Regions from separate parts of the Homo sapiens genome. Here region 1 is linked to region 2. A link is a loop called in an ENCODE intact Hi-C map of the cell type or tissue named here. Cell type or tissue: mammary epithelial cell. All regions are shown on one strand. Links, peaks and the distances in the headings refer to the core of each region. The heading gives the core; the rest is flanking DNA.

Region 1 (15,571 bases), core at 5,072-7,571, 640 kb before region 2:
GACAGGATCTCCTGCTGCTTGGCCGTGTCGGGCAGCAGGACCAGCAGCTCATTAAAGACCTTCTGGAAATTCTCCCCCAGCAGACCCCGGCAACTCTTGTAATACTGGGCTGCGGAGATCAGGCCCTGTCTGAACTCCCCTGAGTGGCTCTTGAACTCGCTGAAGCGGGCCTCGTCGCTCTGCAGGAAGTCCCTGATGGACTGGATGAGCTGAAGTTTCCTCTCCCAGAAGTTCTCGGGGACTAGGTAGGCCCGTGGGGCAGGCGGCGGCCTGGGTGCTTTTGTGGTGGTGGTGGTGGTGGTGGTGGTGGTGGTGGTGGTGGTGGTGGTGGTGGCGGCGGCGGGGTTGGGGGCTAGGCAGAAGGCCAGCGAAGCCGGGGGGCGGCTTGCTGATTGGGGGCACCAGGCCTGGTGGGGGAGGGGGAGGCGTGCCCTTCAGGAGCACCACAGCGCTGAAGCCTGGGGGCGCGGCATCCGGGGTGGGCGGGGGCCGCCGAGCGCTGGGAAGTCCTCCTGTGGCGTGGGAAGAAGAGCATTTTTTCACTAAATACGATGTTAGTTGCAGGTTTTTGGTCAGTATACTTTATCAGGTTGAGGAAGTTTCTTCAATTCATAGTTTCCAGAGAGTTTTTAATCAGGAATTAATATTGGATTTTGTAAAATGCTTTTTCTGCATCTGCGGACATGGTCATAGAATTTTTCATCTTTATTCTGTTAATATGGCACATTATATTAATTGATTTTCAAAATTAAAGCAACCTTGTATTTCTGGGATAAACCCCATTTAGTCATCATGTATGAACTGTTTTATATATTGTGTGATTCATTTAGCTACATTTTTATTAACTGGATAATTCTTGTGTCTGTGTGCATGGTGGGGATTATCATCTGCAGTTTTATTTTCCTGTAATATCTATTTTCCTGTAATATCTGCTCTGAAACCAAAAAAGGTTTCAGAGTAATGCTGGCTGCTGTGGTCTGAATGTTTGTGTTTCCCCCAAAATTCACTGCATTGAAACCTAACCACCAATGCAATAGTATTAAGAGGTGGGAACTTTAGGAGATGATTATTTCGTTAGGGTGGAGACCTCATAAATGGGATTAGCGCTCTCATAAAAGAGGCACAAGGGAGTTCATTCACCTCTTCCACCTTGTGAGGACACATAGCAGGTGCCATCGATGAGGAATTGACAGATGCTGAATCTGCTGGCACATTGATCTTGGTCTATCCTTACTCCAAAAGTGTGAGCAATAACTTTCTTGTGTTTATAGATTACTCAGTATAAGTTATTTCGTGATAGCAGCCTGAATGGACTGAGACACTGGCTTTATAGAGTAAGTTGGAAAATGTCTCCTCCTCTTCAATTTTCTAGAAGAGTTTGTGTATAATCAACATTATTTACTCCTTAAATATATAGTGCTATTTGACAGTGAAGCCATATATGTTTAGGGTTTTCTTTGTGGGTATGTTTTTAACTATGTTTAATTTTTAATAGATATATTTATTCTTGAGTGCCCTTTGGTAATTTATCTATTTCAAGGAATTTCATCTAAGTTGTTGAATATATTAACATAAAGTTGTTAATATTCTCTTATATCCTTTGAATATCTGTAGAATCTATGACTTTATTAATCTCAAAGAACCATTTTTAATTCATTTCTTTATATTTTTTCTCTTTTCTATTTCATGGTTACTAATCTTTATCTGTCCCTTTGGCTTATTTTCTTTATCTTTCCCTTTGGCTTATTTAACTTTCATATTCTCTTCCAATTTGTTGTGCTTATTGTGTATGTCAGCTTAATTTTTTAACAGCTTTGCTGAGATATCATTGATATATTAAAAACTATATATATTTAATGTGTACAATTTAATGAGTTTGAACATATGCATATTCTCGTGATACTATCCCTACAAAAGTTTTCTTGTGTCCTTTTGTTGCTTTTTGTTTATTTGTTTATTGTTTTGTGTGTATGTGGTAAGAACACTTAACATGAGATCTTAAAATTTTAAGTGCATAATACCATATTGTTGACTGTAGGCACTATGTTGTACAACAGGTCTCTAGAATTTACTCATCTTGTCTAACTGTAACCTTATACACCCATTCAGCAACTCCCCATTTCCCCCTCCCCTATCCCCTAGCAACCACTATTCTATTTTCTACTTCTATAAGTTTGACTATTTTAGATACCTCATTTAAGTGGAATCATGGAGTATTTGTCTCTCTGTGACTGAATTCATTTAGCATAATGTTTTCTATGTCCATCCATATTGTCACAAATGGTAGAATTTTCTTTTTTTTAAGGCTGAACAGTATCCCATTGTATATATATATATATACTACATTTTCTTTTTCCATTCATATATCAGTGGATATTTGGGTTGTTTTTGTATCTTAGTTATTGTGAATAGTGTTGCAGTGAACATGGGTGTGTAGATATCTCTTAGAGATCATAATTTTAACTCCTTTGAATATATAACCAGGAGTGCAATTGCTGCATCACATAGTAATTCCATTTTTAAGTTTTTGAAGAATCTCCACAGTTTTCCATCGTGGCTGTACCATTTTACATTCCCACCAATAGTGTACAAGAGTTCCAATTTCTTCACAACCTCACTTTTATCTTTTGTTTTTTTTAATAATAATCATCCTAACAGGTATGAGATTGATATGGTTTGGCTGTGTCCTCACCCAAATCTCATCTTGAATTGTAGTTCCCATAAACTCCACATGTTGTGGGAGGGACCTGGTGGGAGGTAATGGAATCATTGGGGGTGGTTTTTCCCTTGCTGTTCTCGTGATAGTGAATAATTCTCATGAGATCTGATGGTTTTATAAAGGGCAGTTCCCTGCACACGCTCTCTTGCCTGCTGCCATGTAAGACATGACTTTCTCCTCCTTCGCCTTCCACCATGATTGTGAGGCCTCCCCAGTCATGTGGAACTGTGAGTCCATTAAACCTCTTTTTCTTTATAAATTACCTAGTCTTAGGTATTTCTGCATAGCAGTGTGAAAATGGACTAATACAGAAATGATATCTCATTGTGGTTTTCATTTGCATTTCCCTAATGATTGATGAATTTGAACACCTTTTCAGACACTTGGCCATTTATGTCTTCATTGGCAAAATATCTGTTCAAGTTCTTTGCTCATTCTTAATTGAGTTATTTGAGTTTTCACTATTGAGTTATAGCAGTTCCTTATATATTTTAGAAATTAACCCCTTATTGGTTGTATGGTTCGTAAGTATTTTCTCCTGTTCTGTAGGTTGCCTTTTCACTCTGTTGATTATTTCCTTTGCTGTGCAGAAGATTTTTGGTTTTATATAGTCTCACTTGTTTGTTTTTGCTTTTGTTGCCTCTGCTTTTTGTGTCAAATCCATTAAATCATTGCCAAGATTTAATTTCATGAAGCTTTTTCTTTACTTTTTTCCCAGGAGTTTTACAGTTTCAGGTCTTACATGTAAGTCCTTAATCCATTTTTATCTTTTTCTAGTATTTTAAGGTAGGAAGCTGAAATCACTGATTTGAGAGCTTTCTTTTCTAATACAGACCTTTTGTCTGCACTCCACAAATTTTGATACATTGTGTTTTGATTGTCACTGTAATCCCAGCACTTTAGGAGGCCAACACAGGTGGATCACGAGGTCAGGAGATTGAGACCATCCTAGCCAAGCTGGTGAAACCTTGTCTCTACTAAAAATACAAAAATTAACCAGGCATGGTGGCGGGTGCCTGTAGTCCCAGCTACTCAGGAGGCTGAGGCAGGAGAATCGCTTGAACCTGGGAGTGGCAGTTGCAGTGAGCTGAGATCATGCCACTGTACTCCAGCCTGGGTGACAGAGTGAGACTCTGTCTCAGGAAAAAAAAAAAAAACTTTCTAATTTCCCCTTTGATATCTTTGATTCATGGTTTAATTAGAAGTGTGCTGTTTGATATCCAAGTATTTGGAGATATTCTAGAGATACTGTTATTGATTTTTACTTTGATTTCACAGTGGTCTGCTATATATGATTTAAATCTTTTTAAAATTAATCAAGACTTGTTTTATGGCCAAGAATACAGTCTATCTTGGAAATCTTATTAGTGCATTTTAAAGGAACATATGTTATTGGGTAGAGTATTAATATTACAGCAAGTTTATATATATAGTTTATATATACATAAACTGTATATATATACACATTGATACATATATACACACATATATACATTGATACTATATATATATACACACACATTGATACATTGTGTTTCAATGGTATATGGTAACAGGAAGCAAATTATTAGAATGGTAGAATTAAGCTCAGTTACGTCAATAATATCAAATGTAAATGGCCCATATACATATATATATATATATATAGAGAGAGAGAGAGAGAGAGAGAGAGATGGAGTCTCACTCTGTAGCCCAAGCTGGATTGCAGTGGTGTCATCTTGGCTCACTGTAACCTCTGCCTCAGGGGCTCAAACAATTCTCCTGCCTCAGCCTCTCCAGTATCTGGGACTACAGGCATGCGCCACCACACCCGGCTAATTATTTTGTATTTTTAGTGGAGATGGGGTTTCACCATGTTGCCCTGGGTGGTCTCAAACTTCTGAGCTCAGGTGATCCACCTGCCTCGGCCTCCCAAAGTGCTGGGATTATAGGTGTGAGTCACCGCGCCCAGCCGATAATGTTTCAGTCTTCTATGTTGTCACTGGTTTTCTGTCTATTTTTATTTTATCAGTTATTGAGAAAAAGGTATTGAAATCTCCCCAGTATAACTTTGGATTTTTTAATTTTTTTCTTCTAATCCTATATGTTTTTGCTTCATGTATTTTGAAATTATTAGGTACATAAATATATACAATTGTTATAAACTTTTGATTAGTTGACCCCTTATCATTATGAAATGACTCTCTGTAACCCTGGTAATTGTCTTTTCTCTGATGTCTACTTTGTTACTGATTTAGCCACTATAGCTCCTTTTGCTCAGTGTTACCATGGTATATCATTTTCTGTGTTTTTACTTTTACCTCTTTGCATCTTTATATTTAAAGTGTTTTTCTTATAGGAAGCATAGAGATGAATCTTAATTCTTTATCTAATTGAACAATATCTACCTTTTAATGGGGCTGTTTAGATGGGCCATTTACATTTAATATTATTGACATAACTGAGCTTAATTCTACCATTGTAATAGTTTGCTTCCTGTTTGTCCCATCTTCTGTTCATTCCCATTTCTGTCTTTTTCTGCCTGCTCTTGGAATGAGTAGGGGTTTTTTTTCCAACTTTTATTTTAGATTCAGGGTGTACATACGCAGATTTGTTCCAAAAGTATATAGCGTGATGCTGAGGTTCAGAGTATGATTGACTATTACCCAGGAAGTGAGCATAGTATCCATCAGTTAGCTTTTCAGCCCTTGTTCTCCTCTCTATACCTCATCTCGTGTTCCCCAGTGTCTATTGTTCCTACCTTTATGTCCATTTGTACCTAATGTTTCACTCCCACTTGTAAATGAAAACGTGGTATTTGGTTTTCTGTTTCTGCATTAGTTCACTTAAGATAATGGCCTCCAGCTGCTTCCATGTTGCTGCAAAGGACACAGTTTCATTCTTTTTTATGTCTGCATAGTATTTCATGGTGTATATGTATCACATTTTCTTCATCCAGTCCACTGTTGATGGCCACCTGGGTTGATTCCATGTCTTTACTATTGTGAATAATGCTGCAATGAAGATACGCATGCATGTGTCTTTTTGGTAGAATGGTTTGTTTTCCTTTGGGTATATATCCAGTAATGGGATTGCTAGGTCAAATGGTAGTTCAATTCTTACTTCTTTGAAAAATCTCCAAACTGCTCTCCACAGTGACTGAACTAATTTACATTGCCACCAGTAGCATATAAGCATTCCCTTTTCCCCACAGCCTTGCCAGCATCAGTTGTTTTTTGACTTTTTAATAATAGCTATTCTGACTGTTGTGAGATAGTATCTCATTGTGGTTTTGATTTGGAATTCTCTGATGATTAGTGATGATGCACATTCTTTCATATGTTTGTTAGCTGCTTGTTGAGCTTCCTTGCCACCTAGATTCTGAATTCTCTGTCATTTCAGCCATTTCAATCTGGGGAGCTAGTGTGATCTTTTGGAGGTAAATAGACACTCTGACTTTTTGAATTGCCAGCGTTTTGTACTGATCCTCATCTGAGAGGGCTTATGTTCCTTTGTCTTTTTGAAATTGCTGTCATTGGATGTGGCTTTTTGTTTTTATATGTTTATTTCCATTGAAGGTTTGACTGTGCGGTATGTTGAGTATAGTTGATAGGTTTAGTTTCTAGGTGCTTTCAGAGGGCCAAGGCTTCCTACAGGATCTTTATTTGTGGCTAGACACCTGCATTGGCTTTCACAGGTGATGTGCGCTGAAGGCATTTTCGTTTGGTGGTGTAATTAAAACCATAATCCAGTAGATGGTGCTAAAGTGTAAGGGTCAGCAGATAGGCTCTCAGCCACCTGCCTCCTCTGTATTTTAGCATGTTTGCAGCAGTACTCTTGGGTGGGGGAGACTGAGGAGGGGGCAGTGAGAGATGACCCCCTCACTAAGTGCATTCTCAGGCCTTAGGGAAGCTCCTCCAATCACTGGCATTGCCCCCATGTTTCCTTAGCCCCAAGGGGGGCTCTGGCAGGCTGCGCTCCTGCCTCCCTTAGGGGCAGCCTGAACTGAAGGTTAGGACTCCAGGAGACCTGCAGCTCCCCAAGGGCCCACTGATCCTCTGTGCTTGGCAGAGTCCAAGCAGGCTGTGGGTTATGTCTGCAGGTGTCTGTGGATGCACTGGGTCAAGGGTAGAGGATCCCTGGGGAGGGTGGTGTTGCTGTGGGTGTGCAGCTGGTGTGGCACCTGTGGCCCAGGGTTTTTTGCCCAGCAGATGGCTGTGGGAACCACCCAGCTTGTGCTACCCAGACTGGGTCTCCTAGTGTCTGCCCTGGAGCTGGCCTAGCCAGCTAGTTTTGTCCCAAGCCTTCTGCACTAGATCTTTGGGTTGTTAGGTGCTCTAGGCTTTGGGACACCCTTGGGCAGAGGCTGCAGCTGGCAAATAAGCTGCATCCTTTTTAGACCAGTGTTACAGGGGGAGGCAGGCCTAGCTCCCACACTGTCCCATGAACCTGTGCCGCACTCTTTTCAGTGTTCTGAAAGTGGAGGCTCCTCTCTTGCTCAAGCTCCAGTCACAGATCTCAGCTCAATACTCCTGAGCTATATTCTCACACCCTGGCGGTTTGGGACTGGGCCTGCAGCTTTGTCCTGTTGAGTTGAGCATTGGCTGTGCTGGGGGAGCCAAAGTGTTCCCAGGCAAGGCAGTGGAGGCTGTGCTTTGTGCATGCTCTTGCAGGAGCAGCCAGGCAAAGGCTTTAGGAGGGGCCAGTAGATGCTGAGCAGGGGGCAGGGGGAGTCGGGGGAGGTCAGATGCACCCTGGTCCCACAGGAAAGACAGCCCTGCTCTCTCCTGCCCAGCATTGAGCAGGGGCTAGAGCCACTCGGCGCAAGACGGAGTGCCTTGGAGGATGGGCACCTATGATTGTGTTTTGCTGCAGCTGCCCTGCACACAAAACCTTCTGGCTCCACGCAGGCATGAGCTCTGCCTCTGGTTACTCTCTGGCAGTTCCCCGGGCATGACCCCACTGTGGGGCCATGGCATCTCTTGTGGCTATAGGATCCCAGAAGCCCATGGCAGGAGTGTGTTGCCCATAGTTCCTTCACTCACCCTCCCTTAGGACCTGTTCAGGGCCAGGAGCTGGGCAACTCTATGCAGGGTTCTCAGCTTCCTCCTTCTTTCTGGAATGAGTAATTGTTTTAGCTTTATTTTTATCTCTTTTGTTGGCTTATTAGCTGTAACTGTCTTTTTTATTTTTTGTAGTGGTTGCCCTATGTTTGTTTATACTTCTTCGTCACTAACTTTCTGTAATATTATACTACTTCATGTGATAGCATAAGGACCTTACAATAGTATAGTTCCATTTCTACTCTATTGGCTTTTTTGCTATTATTACAATATATGTTACTTCTACAGATATCATAAACCCCACGATGTATTATTACTATGCTTTAGAAAGTCTTCCAAAGAGAATTGTAAAATAAGAAAACATATATCATTTATATTTACCCACATACTTACTATTTTTAGTGTTCTTTTTTTTTTTGAAATGGAGTCTCACTCTGTCACCAGGTTGGAGTAAAGTAGCACAATCTCGGCTCACTGCAACCTCCACCTCCTGGGTTCAAGGGATTCTCCTGCCTCAGCCTCCAGAGTAGCTGGGACTACAGGTGCATGCCACCACACCCAGCTAATTTTTGTATTTTTTTAGTAGAGACAGGGTTTCACCATGTTGGCCAGGATGGTCTTGATCTTTTGACCTCGTGATCTGCCTGCCTCGGCCTCCCAAAGTGCTGGGATTACAGGCATGAGCCACTGTGCCCGGCTCTAGTATTTTTTTTTTTTTTTTGAGATGGAGTCTCGCTCTTTCGCCCAGGTCGGAGTGCAGTGGCGCTATCTCCGCTCACTGCAAGCTCCGCCTCCCGGGTTCATGCCATTCTCCTGCCTCAGCCTCCCGAGTAGCTGGAACTACAGGCACCTGCCACCGCACCCAGCTAATTTTTTGTATTTTTAGTAGAGACGGGGTTTCACCGCGTTAGCCAGGATGGTCTCGATCTCCTGACCTCCTGATCCGCCCGCCTAGGCCTCCCAAAGTGCTGGGATTACAGGGATGAGCCACCGCACCCGGCCTCTAGTGTTCTTTATTCCTTTGTGAAGATGCATATATCCATATGGCATCCTTTTCCTTCTGCCTGAAGGACTTCTTGTAACATTTCTTATAGGGCACATGTGCTGGTGATTAATTCATTCAGATTTTCCCTTTCTGAAAAAAAGTGATTATCCTTGTCTTTCATTTCTAAAATTAGTTTTTGTTGAGGATATAATTCTAGGTTGACAGTTTGTTTTGTTTTTAATTTTAATACTATAAAGATGGTGCTTTTGTTTTTTTCTAGTTTAATTTGTTTCTTAGGAGAAATCTGTTATTCTTTTTTTTTTTTTTTCGAGATGGAGTCTCGCTCTGTTGCTCAGGCTGGAGTGCAGTGGCACAATCTCGCCTCACTGCAACCTCCGCCTACCGAGTTCAAGTAATTCTCCTGCCTCAGCCTCCTGAGTAGCTAGGATTACAGGCACACACCATCATGCCTGGCTAATTTTTGTATTTTTAGTAGAGATGGGGTTTCACCATGTTGGCCAGGCTGGTCTCAAACTCCTGACCTCGTGATCCGCCCATCTCGGCCTCCCAAAGTGCTGGGATTACAGGCAAGAGCCACCATGCCTGGCCTCTTCTGTTATTCTTATTGCTCCTTTATATGTAATATTATTTCTCTGGCTGTTTTATCACTAGTAGTGAAAAATTTTATTATGATATGCTTTGGTTTTATTTTCTTCTTGTTTCTTGTTCTTCTGTTTCATTGAATTATTTGGATCTGTGAGTTTATAGTTTTCATCCAATTTTTTAAAATTATGGCCGTTATTGCATCAAATAATTTTTCTCTTCCATTCTCCTCTTCTTCAGGGACTACAGGTATTTGTATTTAGGCTGCTTGAAGTTTTCCCACAGGTCACTTATGATCTGTTCTTTATTTTCAGTCTTTTGTTTTTCTTTTACTTTGGACAGTTTGTATTGCTATATGTTCAAGTTTATGTCTTCTGCATATATGTACTGACATTCACCTGCATGAAAACTAGCAAACTTTAGACTTGACAGCCTGTGGGAGAGCAGCCCAGATCCTCCCAGGCCATGGCCACTCTTCAAACATCCTCCAAAGCAGGGCAGTGCTCAGGGTGTCTCAGAGGAGTCCACCTCAGGGCATAGTTCACATCTATGTCAGGTCGGTGAAGGATATTTCCAAAGGAGGTGACACCATCTAGCTTCTTGCTTTGTATACACCCCTGTGATGATCTTTCAGTTTCAGTTTGAACATCGCCAGTGACAATGATTTTATTTTATCAGTGGACACCTCTAGAAGTTGGGGAAATTCCTCCTGGCCCTGAGCAGTAATGTGCTGTTTCCATCTGCTGATCCTGGTTTTGCGGTCAGGGCACAGTGTCTACTTCCTTTTCCACAGGCCAGCCTTTCAGTGATTTGAAGGGGTTTTCTTGCCCAAGTCTTTTCTGTCCAAACATTCATTTCCACACCTCGTGCCAGCTTGGTCATCTCTGCCAGAGTGTCCTGTCTGGAAAGGTCTCTTGAGATGTCACTTCCAAGTGTGTGGGCCTGATTGGGCTCTCAGTAAGTACATTCATTTCTAGTTAGTGACATGAATATGAATACTAAGTCTTTTGACGCTTTCCAAAGGCTATAGTTGAAAGTTGAAAACTAATAAAATTATCCTGTCAGAAGAAAAATGCCCCTTCCTAGACATGAAGGACACATTGCTCCGATTTTCTGCTCCTGATTAAAGACAGCAGGAAGAATTTGACATGTATCTGCTCATGATGAATTTTAAAGGAATAAAATAACATAATCAAGACTTAGGTGAAAGTCAGAGATAAAACCCAAAGAGGAGACATAAAACCTGTCTTCTGAATTTTTCAGAAATAATTCTGAAGCTGGGAATAAATGGGGCTCAATTCATGCGAGGAAGAGTCACAAAATCCCAACTCCTAAGGTACCTTTGAAGGCCAGAAGGTCTAGTGGGCCATTCTTCACAAGAATTCATACTGATTCATAGAACCATTCATTCATACTGGTTCATGTAATAATGGATTCACATAACTACAGATTCATACTGATTCGTAGAATCATAAATTTATACTGGTATCTGCAATTCCAATTCAGCACCACAGGTATAGTTTAACCTTCTTCCTTTCTTATTTATAGCTCCTTCTCCAACAGAGAGAACCCGGCCCTCATTATCCATATTGTATTTACTTCTTTGCACAATCTTAGAATACACATAAAGTAGTTTAGGGTAGCATCCCTCCCACTCCTTAATTATTTTTGAGCACATGAAAAATTAGCTTGTTTCTAAATATAAGAACAGGTAAAGGGTACACTCAAAAAGGTATCCCTCTTCCTATTCCTCCTTTTCTACTCCCATTCCCCCATCCTATCTACCCTGCCTCTTCCTGTCTCTCTAATCTTACTGGTTTTTCGTTTAGATTTCTTGTTTCCTTTTTGAGCAAAAGAATAGATAACGTGTATTTTTCTGTTTCCTGTTCTTTCTTATATGAAAACTAAATACCTCATGAAAAAGTTATCTAATTTAAGTGTAACCCCAAACCTAGACAAATGGCACAATCTTAATTATTTAACAACTTCAAGGATGCATACACATAAAGGAATAAAGAATTGCTTCTGAAACTAAACAAATTTATTGAATCAACTTTCTAGTTTTTTCTCTCCATAAACATTCTGGTCCTGATTTATGAGGACCGAAAGGCACTTACCTTTCAGCCTAAGTAGAAGCCCAGGATGGCAGTCAGCATCCTTATGGCCATTCTGGTCTATCAATGCACTCATCTATATTTTTACACTAAGAACAGCTGCAAGCTTAAAATCTTCTCACTAGTAAATGTAAGGGTTTTGGGCTAAGTGGATCTCTGATGCCACTCAGCTCCAAGATTCTGTTCCCATGGTGCTGTGGTTATAATATTCCAAACCACAGGAGAATCATTTTCCAGAGACATTTACAGGCAGCCTCACTGTCCTGTCTTGAACATCCTCCACCAAAGTGTGAACACAGGTGGCATGGGCTTCGTAACGAATAAGAGCGCCTTCAAAGCAGGAGATTCCCTGTACCTGCGAAGGGCCTTCGTGAACAACCTTGGAGAGGAAAGGAGAACCAGGATTCAGATCCAAAGCATCCAGAAGGCTTTAGACATCCAGATCAGGGAGATTGATAGAGAAAAAGCAGCCCTGAAGAGATTTTTGGTAAAGCTTCACAAGACAACTGGCTATTTTCCTCAAAAGCCATTGTGGTGACTGATGCTGTGCCACCATAGGGGACGAGTTCATCTGAAACATCCAATACAGACAGAACACACCTGGGTCTCCTTCTGTATCTCTCTGTGACCCAAGAAAGCAGTAGAAGTGGCTACTGGGACAAGCCAAAAAAGAAAAAAAAGGACTAGATAATTGAGGACACAAATGGACTGCCTCTAAAATAATAAACAAAACCTCCTACAAAAGAGAGAATAATGCGCTGATTTTTTTCCCAGCTGATTCTATTTCTTTACAACTTGAGGTGGTAATATGCAGTGCACGTGTTATTTTCTTACAGATTCTCCTGGAGGCAAGAATAAAGCTGAGCTATTTTAGAGATCTTTCAGATACTGATCATGAAATACATATTATATTTGCCTTAATCCTGTTCTCTTCTCATTGATATCATTTTCAATTATTTTCTACAGTTTTAATAGCATGAGTAAATAATAATAAATATTAAAATTAAGGTGAAAATAATAGTGGGAAATACATGGAATTTTGTATCTATAAGAAAACTCAATTTAAATGTAGGTTTTCCCATGTATTAGTTGTATGTTCCTAGACTTAAAAACTCATTTTTTAAATTCAACATGAGGATAATACCTATATTAAAATATTGTTTTTAAGGATTAAATAAGATAACATATATATAGGGCATATTGCAGCCACCCCTAAAATGGTACTAGCTCTTGTGATGACTGTTGTTTCCATTAATATTTTTATTACTGTGTAATAGAGGTCAAGTTCTGTTCCCAGCTCTTTCCAGGATTGCTAGGCAAATCCGTTTCCATTCGTAGGCATTCATTTTTTTCTGAGGCTATAATATGAGAGTCAGACTAGATAATGTCCACAGGCCCTTTCAATCTTAAGTTCTTTGATACTATAACTCCATGGTTATACTTTGAAATGTGTTTGCAGCATCCTAGAGAAAAAAAATCTAACAATCAGAATGCACACACCAAGGCGACTAGAGGCTTGTATATTCCTACTTAACCATGACGTATCTACCACCCTCATGTTTAAATATACTTGTAATTCAAGTACAAAATATCTTAGTGGCCTCATTTTTTTTTTTTTTTTTTTGAGACGGAGTCTTGCTCTGTCGCCCAGGCCGGAGTGCAGTGGTGCAATCTCAGCTCACTGCACCTCTGCCTCCTGGGTTCAAGTGATTCTCCTGCCTCAGCATCCCGAGTAGCTGAGATTACAGGCACGTGCCACCATGCCTGCCTAATTTTTTTGTATTTTTAGTAGAGACAGGGTTTCACTGCATTAGCCAGGGTGGTCTCGATCTCCTGACCTCATGATCTGCCCACCTCGGCCTCCCAAAATGCTGGGATTACAGGCGTGAGCCACTGTGCCCGGCCCAGCCTCTCCTTTACACACACACACACATACACACCATGAATAGATACATATATACATGTGTATACACACACATATGTATTATATGTATGTGGGCGGCAGGATCAAGGGGGATGTGGTTAGGCTGTGGGTTTTCTATGAGGGAGAAGGGGAAGGTAAAAGTGTCGAGTGGTTTCTTGGCCATGTGCAGCCATATCAGTGCTTCTGTGTACCTGAAAACTGTAATTACGTTGTGGCCAGTGTGGTCACGGGCAGAGGTCGCAGCCTTTCTTGTTGATAGTCCCTCATTGGTTGTGAATTTAAATATTGTGTAGTTATGCCCTAGGGGGTGCAGAGTTCATATAATGTAATTAGGACTTGGGACACCATCTTGGCTTTTTTTGTTTTTGTTTTTTGAGACAGGGTCACGCTCTGTCACCCAGGCTGGAGTACAGTGGTGCAATCTCAGCTCAGTGCAACCTCTGCCTCCTGGGCTCAAGCCATCCTCCCACCTAAGCCTCCTGAGTAACTAGACCTCATGCCACCATGCCTAATTTTTGTATGTTTACTAGAGACGAGGTTTCATCATGTTGCCCAGGCAGGTCTTGAACTCATGAGCTCAAGCAATCCACCCACCTTGCCTCCCAAAGCGCCAGTATTACAGGCGTGAGCCACCATCCCTGGCTAGAGGCAGCATTTTGATGACTCAGGTCACCATTGTCATCTACATCGTTTCAGTAGCCCCCGTTTTAAAAGCTCATTATATCTTTCTATGATACCCACTGCTGTTACTTTGTAATGTTACTTTGTAATACCCATCGTTGCATTTGCTTTGTGGTACAAGAAGAGCCTTGATCTGACTGTGTAACTTGTGGCACACCCAAAGGCTGTAAAAGCTGTTTTGGTAACCCATTGTGACATTAGTAGAGGTTCCTGCCTCACATGGGTAAGCAAATGGATGGCCTGTGTAGATATCCCTTAGCATATTCATTGGCTCCTGTCACTGTAGGGGGAGGCCCTTTGAAGTTGATTTGCCAGTTCTGATAATGGCCTTCCTGTGAATTTCTCCTCCCAGGCAGTGAACCCAGTATCTAAATTTCTAGCATGGTACAGTCCCTAATAACCTTGCATAAATGTGTCTCTGCTGGGTTGACTCCTCTGTTAATAATTCCTTTTTGACCGGGCATGGTGACTCACGCCTGTAATCCCAGCACTTTGGGAGGCAGAGGCGGGTGGATCACTTGAGGTCAGGAGTTCTAGACCAGCCTGGGCAACATGGTGAAACCCTCGTCTCTACTAAAAATACTAAAATTAGCCAGGTGTGGTGGCACGTGCCTGTAGTCCCAGCTACTTGGCAGGCTGAGGCACAAGAATTGCTTCAACCCAGGAGGCAGAGGTTGCAGTGAGCCGATATTGCACCACTGCACTTCAGCCTAGGTGACACTGCAAGACTCCATCTCAAAGAAAAATAAAAAATAATAATTCATTTTTGTAACCCCATGATGCCCAAATGCCCTGACCTCTCCTCTTACATGCCCTTGCATGGGATAGGGTAGCTCATCCCAAAGCTCTAGGACTCTGCCTCCTTCAAGAGGCTTATCTGCTGGTATGCTATGGTTAGTTCATCAGCTTTGGTGTTGTGTCATGCCTCTTCCATGTCTTGTCTGGTATGAGCCAAGGTACGGTGCATCAAGGTAGGCAGAATGGGAGCCACTGTAAGTGTTAGTGCAGCATCTTGGCTCTCGAGTAAATACAAATTAATACCAGGCCAAACAGTAATTTTTCTCAGGCAAGTTTTAATGGGCTTGAGCTCAATCAAAGCAAGGGAGCAGTGCCCAGGAAAAGGACCCCAGTGCTACAGCCAAAAAGGGCTCAGCTCTTGTCATTTTAAGGAAGCTGAGGCAGAGAAAGGAATGACATAGAAGCTGTGAGAGTTAAAGAAAGAGGAAAGAAACACAAAAAGTGGCTCAACAGTCAAAGACAGGTTTATTTTGGAGAATGAACCTGAGAGGGGTTTCTGGCCGATTTCAGTCAGGAGCACTCTCTCTTACAGACTAAGAGTATTTAAGTGTTTTAGGGCAAGATAGCTTATCACAGGCTTGGAATGTTTCTGTGTGGAGGAGAAGTTTATTGCGGGGTTTGGAATGTCTCCAGCTGGAGGGGAGGTTATCTCGGGGCTGGCATGTGTCTGGTTGGGGAGGGGTTTATCTTAGGGGTTGGAATGTT
Region 2 (15,571 bases), core at 7,613-10,112:
AGTTCAGAAATGGGTCCTGAAGAAGAGGGTGAAGGGTTAGAGGCAACAGCTTCAGCTCTATTTGAAATCTTAATTCATGACATCTCGTTTCTGAATGGTGAGACATAAAGATCACCACTTACATGTCATTAAGCACAGAACCCTTGATAAATTAATGAGAAAACACATTCTCACTTCATTTTATGAAGTCTAGGTTATATGGCTATGTCCCTCCTCACATGTATGTACATTAGCAGTAAAGACACACCTCAGCAGGTCAACTCAGTTTTCCATGGATAAATTATTTTCTTAAGTTTCTTTTTGAGCCACACACACCAATAATACCAGACAGAGCTGAAATTCTGCCATCATTGTTTTGGAAAATGGTCAATTCTGTGCACTTATCCTAGATGAGTTCTTTTCCCTGAGAAGTGATTTTAACATTCTCTTGAATCCAGACAAACATGTGATGATTATATGTAGCATTTTCTCCAGAAACCATGTTTATTTTCACCACTGGGAATTACTTTTCTTGGGCTTTTGTGGTACAATTTCCCTGAATGTGTTCCAACCATGTGCATAAACACAGCAGCAGTGTGTTACAAACAAATTCTACTCCTTGCCAAGTGTCCAGGAATATCAAAAGCAAATATTTCCTAGTATTGCTTAGGAGAGTAAAAAAGGAGTGATGAAAGTGAAGACATTTCAATTTGAATTGATACCACATTTGACAATAAATTTCTCCAGGCAGTGACGACTGGATAGGACTTGAATGGAAGGCCCTCTCACCTTTCCCCTTCCACCTGAATTTTGCACCTGTCTCCAAGGGTTTGCCTGCACCTTGCCTCCGGAGGTCCTGTCCTCCAGCTTCGGTTATTTACTGCATCACATTCACCACCAATTGCTGCCCTTCTTCTTTCTGCCCTTTCACAGGCCAGACGTTGGTTTGTTCATCCATTGGGAATATTTATTTATTAAAATCAATAAATACATATTTATCAGTGTAAAACATACTTATTATTCAAAGAATCAAACAGAACCGAAAATCTCACAATGAAAAGAATAAGTCCCCTTGCCCCTCCCCAAGGTCCCCCAGCCCAGCTTCTCAGAGTCACTCACTTTTAAACTTCTTAGCAGTTTCTTCTGCTAGTCACCTCCATAGCTTTTAGTCAGTATGCTCATATAATTACTTCTTGATTTGATCAATTTTATTAAGTAATTGTGAAATGATTTTCTGTAATGACAGATTTTCTTGCCTCATGTTTTTGTCTTCTCTCACATCTTATCATACAGTTGAATCAATAATCAATATTTTTATTACTAGGATAGCTATTTACATATTGTTCACTGAGGCCCCAAGAGGTGAATATACAATGTGTCCATTTCCTGTTTTGTGGAGCTTTTTGTTTCTGCTGGAGTTTTTAATTGCCTCATTTTTCACTTGTATATTTTCTAGCCACATATTTTTGTTATTGTCCCCAAATGTTCAATTTTTATAATTTGTTCTACTAGATTTCTCCCTTTCCCCAAGAGTCTTCCCTTCTGCATACTTCTATAAACCCGTCACATCTGGGCTGCTTGCCCTCTAGGCCTGTGGCGCATTTCTCACCCTAGAGCTGCTTCTTACTCTCCTGGGTGGGGCCTACTGTTTCTTTGCTTCCTTGTTTTCCTAATGTTACTGGACATTATTTTCAGTAGCTATTTAAGGAAGGGCCAAGAAAGGTCAATTTTATGAATCTTTATATGTACGAAAATTTCTTTAGTCTGTCTTTACATGTGATGAATACTTTGCTGAATGTATAATTTCAGGCTGAAAATAATTTTCCCTTGGAGTTTTTTAGGTATTAGTGTCTTCAGGAAGATAGCAGGCAACATAACATCTTCACTGATAATGAGGTGGTAAGTGAAGGCCTTAACTTTAAAGTTAAAGATTTAAAGATGCCCCTAGTTCCACCTCCTTTATACAACTCATTCACCTGTTTGCTTAACACTGAGCCAGTGCTCGGTGCTTCACAGTGGTCATTCTTTACAGGCTGAAGGGTCTTTGCCTAGGTGGTTTGTGTCTATCAGTACATCCAAATATCTTTCCCTTTATAAAAAATAGTGTTTGTCATTTTCTCAGCAGGGTTTTTTTTTGTTAATTTTTTTGTTACGAGATAGTACCCCCCACACCCCCCAACTTGTGGTTGTCTTTCCTTTCAAATTGGAATGACTCGTCTATTTCTCAATAGATCTGAAGGACTGCTGCAGGTCGTGTTTTCTTCTTCAGTTTTGCTGGCAGCAAGCCAGGGTTGGGTGCCAACAGCACAGGGTGACACTGAGGCCAGGGCTGCAGGGTGTGTTTGGGTGAGGCCTACATGTTTCCTCTATAGAGCTGCAGTGGAGACAAGAGCCAAGACAAGGAAATTAAGGAGCAGCAGAGGAAGGGTGGGCATGAGGATGTGCTCCTGGTTGCATTCTAACTCTCTCAAACACCCTCTTGGGTCCTTTCTGCCCAGTGATGGAGCCCAGGCACCAGGCTGGCATCAGGTCTCAGCCCACTGCTGAAGGGAGGGAGGGAAGGAGAATAAAACTTGGCCTGTGTGATAGCATGAAAATCAATTATAATTTTGAATTTGGAAAACAAAGCTCTGACCCTTGAAAGACAGACCACCTTCAGAAAGATGCTTCGCAAACAAATTTAAGATCCAGGCAGGGAACAGCATTTCCTGTCACCAAAAAACCCCTGCAAGTTCATTTCCCTCCAAAACACGATTTCTGCAATCTTCTGCTTTTCCAGGCACATAAGCCACTGCCTTAAGCTCCTGAGGTACATGGTAGAAGAGGACAAGGACAGTTGGCTCTGGTTCCTATGTCCCTGAGTGTGTGGGTGGGCCTCTGGTCCCCATATCCCCGTGCGTGGGTCAGGACCTGGTCTGGAGCGTCCCTGGGTGTGCAGGGAGGGCTGGTCTCAGGGTTCCCCAGGTGTAGGTGGTGGGATCTGTTCCTTTTTTGTGGTCATCCAGCAGGGTGTGCATGAGGTCAGGGTGGCACACAAGGTCCTCTCAGAACCTCTTCTTCATGCTCATCGTGCCTGTGGAATGTCCCAGGCCAAACACAGCCTTGAGGGACTCTGAAGGGTCCTCCATGGCTGCAGCCCTTGCTCTTGCTAGATGTGTTGTGTCTGTGAAGATGTTTCCATATAGATTCCAGGCTGCTGAGCAGGTCTCTCCTATGCAGGCAGGAAATGGGGTTGCGGGGAGGGGCAAGAGAAGATAGAGACAGTTGGAGGTAGGGTACATATGGAGATGATTAGTTTGGTGATCTTCAGTGGTCAATGCACTAAAGATCATGGGAAAGGAACTGTTATGGCCTGAATGTTTGTGTCCCTTGAGATTCCTGTGCTGAAACTGACTCTCCAGTGTGATGTCAGTAAGAGGTGGGGCCTGTGGGAGGGGATGAGGTCATGAGGGTGGAGCTCTCGTGAATGGGACTAGTGCCTTCCTGAAAGAGACCCCAGAGAGCTGCCTCACCTCTTCTACCACATAGCGAGAAGGCGCTGTCTCTGAGGAAGGAGCCTTCACCTGGCCAGACAACACGTCTTCTGGTGCCTTGATCTTGGACTTCCCAGCCTGTAGAACTGTGAGAAATAATTTTTTGTTGTTTATAAGCCACCTAGTTTATGGTATTCCATTATAGCCACCCAAATGGATGAAGACAGGAACTAATACCACTCATGGGCTGAGCTTCCCCAAAGGCAAGGCCCTGCCAGGGAGGTTGGTTGGTGGAACGGCAGGAGTGGTGTCAGTCCTGCCTGTTCTCTCCCAACAGCTACGCAGACACACAGAAACTTGTGGATTTCGTGCAGAGGGGCCATGCTCTGTTTTTAAAAATTCTACTATTGATATACTTCAACAGGGTCCAGGTTGTCTCATTACCTCGTCTTTAAAGTCTTCAATAATGAATAAAGTGAATAGGAGCTGGCAGAACAATCCTTACCTCTCTCCTGACTGTGGAGGTCTTGTGGGTGGGAGATGACACATTTCTATACCATCCCTTTTCTGCCCACAGAAAATAGTGGGAAAAGATACCCAAGAACATCACACAAAGGAAAGAGAGATTTGATCTGCCTCTGTCTGCCCTGCTGGGCTGTGGGGCAGGGTGCCCTGGGCCTCAGTGTCTGCTCTATGCATGAGCAGAGAAGGCAACCAGCTGTGGGCAAGGGGAAAATGGACCCTAATTCTGGATTTAGCCACAATAGCTTGTGCTGCCCAGAATTCTCCTTTGCTCATGGCAGATTGTGGTGTGTGTGTCCACGCTGGAACAGTGTGAGCGGAGGGGTGGGGGGTATCATTTTCACTTGGTTCCATGGAGAAACCTCAAGGGAAACTGAACTTGGGCTCCAAATCTTAGTTTGTTCTACCACTCCGTAGCCTTTTCTGTTGACCCCATGTCCTGCTAGGATACTTTTGTGTCCCAGGATTTGCTCTGGTGTGACAAGAGGGCCAGAGTTAAACAGAGGAGCAGAGAAGCTTAAAAACTGGAACGTTCCCAGGGATGGTGCCAAGGTTGGTAAGCAAGGTTGAAAATGGGGCTGTGCACACACAGGGTACAGGGGAGAGGCTCCAGTTTCCTCTTCTCTGCAGGAACTAGAAACCAGCTTTAAATGTGCCCCTTGCCACATGCACACCTGTGATGCCTCCAGAAGTCCCCACTGGCCTGGCCTTGTGTAGGGGTGTGTAGACACGCCTCTCACATACCCTGTCCCCCTGGGGTGAGCCTGGCTGAGGGCAGGGCTGAGCGTGGTGTGGGGCAACCCCAGCATCACCCCTGTTCTAGATGCTTTCAGGGAGGGTGGCCCTGCAGGGATCAGAGGGCTGGCACACACAGGCTCCAGAATCAATGCAAGGCAGTGGGGAAGACCTCTCAAATTTCTTGCGAGCCACCCACTGTGCCCATCTGAGGACAAGGCCCAGCAGGGAGCCACTGGCCCCACTGCCTTGCCTGTGCCCCACTGTACATTGACACTTGGAATAGGGCATGGCTGTCACCTCACTTATTTTTACTATTTCCTCTTGATAGAGGCAGGAGGCAGAGAAACTCTAGACAGACAGGAGTTGGTCCCTGGTGAAGCCCCACTTTCAAGCCAAAAAGCCTGACACCCACGGCTTAAAGTGAGAACTTCCGTCCCTCTTTGCCTACTCTCTCCCTATTAGTTTTTTCTGAGTAATGTGTTTTTTCCATTTGAATGTTGCCTTTTCCAAAACTACTTATGGCCTGCCCCACCCCCCATCCTGTGCTTATAAGGACCCCAGATTTAGCTGGTAGAGAGAAGCAGCTGTACTTCAGAGAGAGGCAACTTGATTTCAGAGGAGGGAGGCAGAGAGGCTGCTTGACTTCAGGGGAGAGTGACCTGTCCTTTCCATCCCCTTTCCAGTTCCACTCTCTGCTGAGAGCCACTCTCATCACTCAATAAAATTTCCACATTCATCATCCTTCAATTTGTTCATGTGACCGCATTCTTCTTGGAACTGGACAAGAATTCAAGACCTACCAAATGTGGGTACCAAAAAGGCTGTCACACTGGCCCTTTGCCCTCACTGGTGGAGGGCAGCTGCCCCACGCAGCGAGACAAAAGGCCCACTGAGCTGATAACACACTGCTGTCTGTGGACAGTAGAACTAAGTATTGCAACATGCCCTCTGGGGCCTTGGGATCGCAGGCGCCCCCACCTGGATGCTGACGCAGGGCCTGCACTGAGTTTTCTCTGCTGGCGCCAAAATGGCCAGCTGGTTCCTGCATTGGCTTGCCTACTCGCTCCCTCTGGCAAGAAATGGAGTGTGGTGGGCTGGAGTAAACCGAGTTTGCTCTTGTCTGCACAGAAGCCAGAATTGGCGGGCTGGTTCCTGCACTGGTTCGCTCATGTGCTCCCTCCTGCGAGGGGTTGAGCATGGTCAGCTGAGTAAAAGGGGCACCCTTCTCGTGAGTCCTGCAAAAGGGTCAAGAAAATATCCTGCCTCACTCTCATCCATGTCCCCTGGAGAGCATGCACCTCCAATGCCGATGCTCTCTTGGGAGCAGGAAGAGGGAAAGTGAATCAGGAATATTGGGTGATTTTAGCCTTTGGTCAGACATACTTTATGGCAAATTTCCACCAAAGAGGCAATTTCAACAAATACAATATTCTGTGGCAGACACTGCTTCTTTCTCTAATTCGCATAACACTAAGAAAACATTTCCCTCTATTAATGGAGATAGGAAAGAGACAGATAATGGATCCACTGGCAAGGCGTGGCTGCCCTCCACACTATTGATTTTTCTAGCCATGAAGTTGTCTCAGGCCAAATGCAGTCAGCTGAGAGGCAGTAATGGAGGGGGAAAGGGTCTATCGTGTGTATATGTAATGCATGCTGCTAAGTTGATGAATCTTTTGGAAGGACTCTGTTTGCTGTGGAAAATAGGCCAGGGTATGCAGGCCATCAACTGCGTGGAAGATTTCATTAGAAACAGAAATTCTCCACTCAATGTGGGCATCGTTTTCTGCCTGCCGACTCTGTGGCTTCCTGGCAAGGCCAGTGAATGAGGACCCTGCAGCAGCTGCGCACATTTCGACAACAGTATTTTGTTGAGTCTCAACACAGAATTCTTTCATTCTTTAACACAAATTCTGAAATTGAGATGGGCCTTACTATTAGCAGCAAAATAGACTTGCTTGGTTCCAGGCAGAGGATGGAGCTCAGAAGCTGTGTCGTTGCTGTGAGGACACGAACGTGCCATACATATGACTGTGGACCAGCTCCCTTCGTGTGGGCAGCGTTGCAACTGGCGGCATTGTAGTTCAACTTTGTGCTCTTTACTTTGACCTAATGTGTCATCACAAAACCCCACTATAAAATTATGTAGCTATACTTTGTTGTAAGTTAAAAATTATATGTTGTACATACAATTTATCTGTTTTTATATAAAATAAAAGTTAAGCTTCACGGAGGAAATTGCCTGCTGTGTTCCAGCCAGGAGAGCTCAAGAACCTCCCTGCGCTTTGCAATGAGTGAGGGGCACCTTATGGTCCACTGAAAAGCAGAGTTTCCAAGTCAGGAACAACTCTCTGTTAAGAAGAGGGCTCACGTTTGAAGGAAACTCATCTAACAGTCACATAGGATAACTGTGACTTAACCAAGTGGCAAATGAGCATGAGGTCCTGGCATTTTTGAGGTATGTTTTGAAATAATTTCTATCCATGTAGGACAGGGTTCTTTTATTTTTTTATTTTATTTTATGTTTTTAGGTTCAGGGAGCATGTATGTGGGTTTGTTACATGGATAAATTGCATGTTGCTGAGGTTTGGGGGTGAGTACTACCATGATATCATCACCCAGGCAGTGAGCATAGTACCTGATAGGTAGTTTTTTGTGTTTTTTTTTTCAACTTTTATTTTAGGTTTAGGGCTGGATTACAAAAAAATCACTGGTGGGTTCTATGCTTAGTACCTGGGTGACAAAATAACCTGTATACCAAACCCCTGTGCACGAGTTTACCTGTATAATGAACCTGCAGCAATGGGCACACAGAGGGGAACAACATGTAGGACAGAGTTCAAACCTTAAGGGATCAGGAGCAGGAGCAAGAGTTGGTAAAAATAAAAATAAAAGTCTACCATCTGCGGCTGGGTGAAAGGTCAGTGGGCCGGGGCATTCCCAAACTATTCAAACTCATTCTCAGGACTCGGCTGCCAGCAGAGGAAGGATATTATTGTCAGTTGTGTGCGTGTTTCAGTGTTGTGTTTTCCCTCTCAACCCCCGAAAAGCTGATCTCAGGAGGAGCTGGGGAGCTCTGGGCTCTCCTAGACCAGTCTGAGGATGCCACATAATACAGAGTTTTGGGCTTTTGGAAAGACACCGAGATGCGCTCTGCGAAGCCTTCTCAGCCCTGATCAGTGGCACATGGAGGACGCTGACCCAGGCAGCACAAGCCTGCCGGCAGCCTCTTTCCATGCAGCGCTGTAATTTCTAAAGAAGGGAATCCGCACGGTGAGACTTGGGTGTATAAGGCATTCTGGGGTTGAAAAATCGAAAATCATGATTAAAAATGACCTATCGGCATCTGTGCAGAGCCTGTAGACTGGCACTGGGGGCTATGTGTCACCTCGGCCCATTGGATCTTATTGATTTGTCTGGTCATTCAGCCTCTGGTCGTTCAAGCCCAGGGCAGGCAGCTCAGCAGGAGCAACAATGGTGAGTGTGGGGTGCACACCTCTGCAGGTCAGGCTTCTAGGGCAAAAGGGAATTCCAAAAGCCTTTGCCTAAGACACTCTCAGAGTAACTGATTCACAGACAAAGATGAGATTGCTAACATTTTTATTCTTGTGATTTCGTGAAGCAGGAACAAGTGCAGGTAATTCTGCAGGCTCAGGACTCTGAACGAATCTCCACTGGGGATACAGGTACACATTCCATCTGCATCTTTCAGGCAGACAAGGGGAATGAGCAAGGAAATTCTCTGCCTTTGAAAAAAAATGCACCTACAAAAAGGTGCAAAAGCTAACAAAGAAACAAAAAAACAAGCAAAAAACAAAGACAAACCTGGTTCTGTGTCAAGGCTTTGCAAATGCCAAATGGAAAGTTGGTTTTTCTTTGCAGCTCCCTGCAGCCTCCTCCACCTGCCCAGAAGCTCTAGAGACACTGCCTGGGACAGATTCTTGGCAGGTGGGATTTGTGGGGCACCGTGGTTCTCTTTTGCCCCTGGAAATGGTAGGCTGTGCTGGGGAAGAGAACGTGTAGGTCCTCAGGGTCTTTGCTTTCTTGAGGAAAAAAATGACTCAGCTTTCTTGGTGGTTAGAGCCCACATAATTTCATTTCAAGGGCTTGTTTTATATGTGGGAAAATTGCACATACACCCAATATACGATTGTTGAGGGTTTTTATAGATCCCCTTCACCACCAGGGGGCCCATAACTCCAGGTTAAGAATACCCCGAGAGAAAATTTTGCAGAGTGCAGGAAATGAAACCAAACCATATTTCCACAGACACCACAGTTAATATTTTGCTTTTCTTTTCAGTCTTTCTCAAAAGTTTATGCTTTCAAAAAGCCCTTTTCCATAAAAATTATTCACAAACTCTTTTTTGATGGCTACATAATACTCCGTCTCCAAATCATAGTTTACTGTTGGATTTTTAGGCTGTTCCCATTTTTTGACCATTAGAAACAGCACTCTTGTCATCACTGTGTGGATATAATTTTGTCTCTTTTTCATTTAATTTCCCTTGCATATACTTTTAGAAGTGGAACGACTAGGTCAGAGATTTAAATAATTTTTAATTTCTTGATACACATTGTTAAATTCTCATTTTCAGATATGTTGTCCCAATTCTCAATTTCAACAATAGTAGAGTGAGTGGAGTGGGCTTCCTATGCCATCCTTGCTGTCATAGACTGCTAGCATTTTCAATGTTTACAATTTCTTGGGTAAAACATGCCATTCCAGTGTGGCTCAAATCTGAACTTCTTTAATGACTGTGAGCGCAAACATTCATACAGGCACTTGTTTGCATATTTGTTTCTTCTTTTTTGAAGGTTCTGTCTCTTGTTTATTTTTTTCTTTTCTTTTCTTTTTCTTTGAGACAGGGTCTTGCTCTGTTGACCAGGCTGGAGTGCAGTGGCACCATCTCGGCTTACTGCAACCTCTGCTTTCCTGAGCTAAAGTGATTCTCCCATTTCAGCCTCCTGAGTAGCTGGGACTACAGGTGTGCACCACCATGCCTAGCTAATTTTTGTATTTTTAGTAGAGACAGGGTTTTGCCATGTTGACCAGGCAGGTCTTGAACTTCTGGGCTCAAGCAATCCTCCTGTCTCAGCCTCCCAAAGTCTTGGGATTACAAGCATGAGCCACCACACCTGGCCTATTTTACAATTAGGGTTTTCTCACCAAATTTGTGAGTTCTTGAAATATTATAAATAAACTTTCTCCTATTTGATGTCAACATTTCCCCTTTTGCTTACTGCATTATTTAATTTTGTTTATAGTAATTTCAGTTCTATTAGTTTTTTTGCTATTTTTTATGCAAAATCTCCTACCCCTATGCAAAAGAAAGGTAACTATTCACCTACAGTTTTTCTAATACTTCTATGATTTCAGATTTATATTTCACCTTTTAATCCATTCAACATTTATCTTGATATGTAACATGAAGTTAGACTAGAAAGCTGATTTATTTTCCCTCAATAAGATCAATAATTTTCCTAGCAGCAAGTATTGACTAATCCATTACAGTTTGGTTTGTGATTTGTAAAATATGTTAAGTTCTTATCAATAGAAATATGTGGTAGGCAGAATCATAAGACATCCCTGAAGATCATGCACATCCTGGGACTATGAATTTTCACTTAATGTCTTTTGTGACAAATTTTACTCTTGTGATTAGGTTAGGTTACGCAGTATGTTTGACCTCAGATAGGGAGACTCTCCTGTCGGCTAACCTAGTCACATAAACCCTTCTCTGGCTCTGCTGGCCTAGAAGACAGCAGAGTGCCTGTAGTCAGTCAGTGAGGAGACATGTACCCTAGGCCCATGGCTACAAGGAACTGGATTCTGACACAAGAATAATGAGCTGGGAAGCAAATATTTACCTAGAGCCTTCAGAGGAAGACTCAGCCTGTCAACATCTTGATTTTATGTTTGTGTGACTCTGAGTAGAGAACCCAGCCATGCCATTGCAAAATTCTGAGCCACAGACCTGTGAGCTGGTGAAGTGTTGTTTTAAATCATAAGTGTGTGATAATTTGTTACACAGCGTTGAGAACTATTACACCTACATATCCTGGTATATATACACCTGGTATAATGTGTTCAAATTAAATTTGAAGAATACAAAGTCATTGCCAGTGGAAAAACTGGGTGAAAGAGGTGGTTCCTTCCATGAGACGGAGCAGTGTGTCATGCGGCACAAAGGACACTAACAAAACAGCATTTTTTCCAGAATTACAAAAAGCATAGAAAGAGCTCCTGACACCCTTCAGCCAGATTCTCCAATTTTTCACATTTTACCATATTTGCCTCATCATTCCTTCTCTCTGTAGATAGAGATGCAATTGTAAACACACACACACACACACACACACACAGGTCTTTTTTAATTCACAACACTTCTGACTCACACCAGTGTGTTGGTTTTTTCCACACCAACGACCAAGGGTTCTGCAACTCTCCAAACACAAACTGGGTGTCCAGTAACTCAGTCCTATTTTTGTTGTGGGTGAGCAGTGACTGCCTGGGCCGGTGGTGCAGGGGTAAAATAATTTATCAAGACAGTGGTAGGCAAAGAAAGGCAGATTTATTAGAGGAAGTAGGAAAATACGTTGTAAGAAAGCAACAGACAGAATCAGCAAGAGAGGAGCTGACTGCAAGGAGACAAAGGCTTGGTGGGGATTTTATAGAATAGTGTTTATGCTATAAGCTGAAGAAGGGTTTGTGCAGTGCTGAAAATGATGAGGTTCCAGTGAACTCGCTTGCAGGTATCCGGTGACAGTTGGGCACAGGAAGATCGTGAGTTATTTGCACAGGAGGGCCATGTGTCCTGGACCATGAAGAAAGGCAGACTTAGAGCTTATCTGTTTCCTCTTTTTGTTTTCCCTTGGTCCCACTAGCCCTTTCCCTAATGAAGACTCCATAATTCTGACATGAACTACCTGGAGTTAGCTGACCCCACAGGTTTAAGGGCTCAGTCCCACGAGATAGCCCCCAGTTCAGACTCCAGTTGCAAGAACCAGGTCCTCAGTTTGCCTACACTTCTGTCTACTTTAGCTACAAAATTGGGGTTCCCACACCCCCATTCAGGTTTAATAACTTGGTAGAATGACTTGCAGAACTTAGAAAAGTGCTTCACTTACTGTTACCAGTTAATTATAAAGGTTACAACTCAGGAGCAGCCTGAAGGAAGAGAGACATAGGGCAAGGTATGCGGGAAGGGCAGGGAACTTCCATGCCCTGTTTGGGCATCTCATCCTCTCACCATCTCCATGTATCCACCAGCCCTGAAGCTTTCTGAACCCCATAATTTGTTTTTATGGAGGCTCCATTACATAGGCACAACTGATTAAATCATTGGCTATTAGTTATTAACTCACCCTCCAGCCTTTCCTTCCTCCCTAAAGGTCAGGGGTGGGGACAAAGTTCCAAGTTTCTAATGAAGGCTTGGTCTTTTTGGCCACTAGCTCCAATCCTCAAGATATCTAGGAAGCCACCAAGAGTTGCCTCATTAGAATAAAAGATGCTTCACCCTCCATTCCAAGATGGCCGAGTAGGAACAACTCCGGTCTGCAGCTCCCAGCATGATTGACACAGAAGACAGGTGATTTCTGCATTTCCAACTGAGGTACTGGTTCATCTCATTGGGACTGGTTGGAAAGTGGGTGCAGCCCACAGAAGGCCAGCTGAAGCAGGTGGGGGCATTGCCTTACCCGGGAAGTGCAAGGGGCTGGGGGATTTCCCTTTCCTAGCCAAGGGAAGCTGTGACAGACTGTACCTGGAAAAACGGGACATTTCCGCCCAAATACTGTGCTTTTCCCATGATCTTAGCAACTGGCAGACCAGCAGATTCTCTCCCGTGCCTGGCTGGGTGGGTCCCATGCCCAGGGAGCCTTGCTTACTGCTAGTGCAACAGTCTGAGGTCAACCTGTGAGGCTGCAGCCTGGCAGGGGGAGGGGCATCCACCATTGCTGAGGCTTGAGTAGGTAAGCAAAGCGGCCAGGAAGCTCTAACTAGGTGGAGCCCACTGCAGCTCAGCAAGGCCTACTGCCTCTATAGACTCCACCTCTGGGGGTAGGTCATAGCTGAACAAAATGGAGCAGAAACTTCTGCAGACTTAAACGTTCCTGTCTGACAGCTCTGAAAAGAGCAGTGGTTCTTCCAGCATGGCGTTTGAGCACTGACAACAAACAGACTGCCTCCTCAAGTGGGTCCCTGATGCCTGTGTAGCCTAACTGGGAGACACTGCCCAGTAGGGGCCAACAGACACCTCATACAGGCGGGTGCCCCTCTGGGACAAAGCTTCCAGAGGAAGGATCAGGCAGCAATATTTGCTGTTCTGCAATATTTGCTGTTCTGCAGCCTCTGCTGGTGATACCCAAGCAAACAGGGTCTGGAGTGGACCTCCAGCAAACTCCAACAGACCTGCAGCTGAGGGACTTGACTGTTTGAAGGAAAACTAACATACAAAGGAATAGCATCAACATCAACAAAAAATACATCCACACCAAAACCTCATCTGTAGGTCACCAACATCAAAGACCAAAGGTAGATAAAACCACAAAGATGGGGAGAAACCAGAGCAGAAAAGCTGAAAATTCTGAAAACCAGAGGACCTCTTCTCCTCCAAAGGACTGCAGCTCCTCACCAGCAACGGAACAAAGTGGGATGGAGAATGACTTTGATGAGTTGACAGAAGTAGGCTTCAGAAGGTCGGTAATAACAAACTTCTTTGAGCTAAAGGAGCATGTTCTAAACCATTGCAAGGAAGCTACAAACCTTAAAAAAGGTTAGAAGAATGTCTAACTAGAATAAACTATGTAGAGAAGACCTTAAATGACCTGATGGAGCTGAAAACCATGGCATGAGAACTACGTGACGCATGCACAAGCTTCAATAGCTGATTCGATCAAGTGGAAGAAAGGATATCAGTGATTGAAGATCAAATTAATGAAATAAAGCAAGAAAACAAGTTTAGAGAAAAAAGAGTAAAAAGAAATGAACAAAGCCTCCAAGAAATATGGGACTATGTGAAAAGACCAAATCTATGTTTAATTGGTGTACCTGAAAGTGACGGGGAGAATGAAACTAAGTTGGAAAACACTCTTCAGGATATTATCCAGGAGAACTTCCCCAACCTAGCAAAGCAGGCCAACATTCAAATTCAGAAATACAGAGGACACGACAAAGATACTCCTCGAGAAGAGTAACCCCAAGACACATAATTGTCAGATTCAGCAAAGTTGAAATGAAGGAAAAAATGTTAAAGGCAGCCAGAGAGAAAGGTCGGGTTACCCACAAAGGGAAGCCCATCAGGCTAACAGTGGATCTCTTGGCAGAAACTCCACAAGACAGAAGAGAGTGGGGGCCAATATTCAACATTCTTAAAGAAAAGAATTTTCAACCCAGAATTTCATATCCAGCCAAACTAAGCTTCATAAGTGAAGGAGAAATAAAATCCTTTACAGACAAGAAAATGCTGAGAGATTTTGTCACCACCAGGTCTGCCATACAAGAGCTCCTGAAGGAAGCACTAAACATGGAAAGGAACAACCAGTACCAGCCACTGCAAAAACATGCCAAATTGTAAAGACCATCGATGCTATAAAGAAACTGCATCAACTGATGGGCAAAATAACCAGCTGACATCATAATGACAGGATCAAATTCACACATAACAATATTAACCTTAAATGTAAATGGGCTAAATACCCCAATTAAAAGACACAAACTGGCAAATTGGATACTCAAGACCCATCAGTGTGCTGTATTCAGGAGACCTATCTCATGTGCAAAGACACACATAGGCTCCAAATAAAGGAATGGAGGAAGATCTACCAAGCAAATGGAAAGCAAAAAAAAAGCAGGGGTTGCAATCCTAGTCTCTGATAAAACGGACTTTAAACCAACAAAAATCAAAAGAGACAAAGAAGACCATTACATAATGGTAAAGGGATCAATTCAACAAAAGAGCTAACTATCCTAAATATATATGCACCCAATACAGGAGCACCCAGATTCATAAAGCAAGTCCTTCCAGACCTACAAAGAGACTTGGACTCCCACACAATAATAATGGGAGACGCTAACACCCCACTGTCAATATTAGACAGATCAACCAGACAGAAGGTTAATAAGGATATCCAGGACTTGAACTCAGCTCTGCACCAAGCAGACCTAATTGACATCTACAGAACTCTCCACCCCAAATCAACAGAATATACCTTCTTCTCAGGACCACATCGCACTTATTCCAAAATTGACCACAGAGTTGGAAGTAAAGCACTCCTCAGCAAATGTAAAAGAACAGAAATCACAACAAACTGTCTCTCAGACCACAGTGCAATCAAATTAGAACTCAGGATTAAGAAACTCATTCAAAACTGCACAACTACATGCAAACTTAACAACCTGCTCCTGAACGACTACTGGGTAAATAACAAAATGAAGGCAGAAATAAAGAGTTCTTTGAAACCAATGAGAAAAAAGACACAACGTACCAGAATCTCTGGGACACATTTAAAGCAGTGTGTAGAGGGAAATTTATAGCACTAAATGTCCACAAGAGAAAGCAGGAAAGATCTAAAATCGACACCCTAACATCACAATTAAAAGAACTAGAGAAGCAACAGCAAACACATTCAAAAGCTAGCAGAAATAACTAAGATCAGAGCAGAACTGAAGGAGACAGAGACACAAAAAGCCCTTCAAAAAATAATGAATCCAAGAGCTGGTTTTTTGAAAAGATCAACAATATTGATAGACTGCTAGCAAGACTAATAAAGAAGAAAAGAGAGAAGAATCAAATAGACGCAATAAAAAATGATAAAGGGGATATCACCACCGATCCCACAGAAATACAAACTACCATC

What was found. Hi-C counts contacts between places; a loop is a spot of excess contacts. Peaks named below come from ENCODE experiments on the same cell type or tissue, not always from the same donor. Only the 100,000 strongest peaks of a DNase experiment are listed, where the experiment ranks them.
Region 1: a loop joins it to region 2, with 8 times the contacts of the local background. A loop is called at or near these places in 4 of 110 quality-filtered maps.

Annotation. Positions count from the first base shown.
Region 1 is chr9:87,944,500-87,960,070 of GRCh38, forward strand. It overlaps LOC122394732, which reads left to right and starts at 11,715. Exons shown (of 1, transcript NM_001395917.1): 1 at 11,715-12,384. The coding sequence starts at 11,768. The coding sequence ends at 12,001. It also overlaps the pseudogene LOC645937. RefSeq lists an enhancer at 7,139-7,992. In mammary epithelial cell, for the core only: a CTCF peak has its summit at 6,454 (motif pointing right); no DNase peak of the experiment used is centred there.
Region 2 is chr9:88,585,089-88,600,659 of GRCh38, forward strand. No RefSeq gene overlaps it. Among named protein-coding and RNA genes, the nearest start is that of NXNL2, 58 kb to the left of the region's middle. RefSeq lists enhancers at 4,310-4,815, 8,813-8,972. In mammary epithelial cell, for the core only: a CTCF peak has its summit at 8,894 (motif pointing right); no DNase peak of the experiment used is centred there.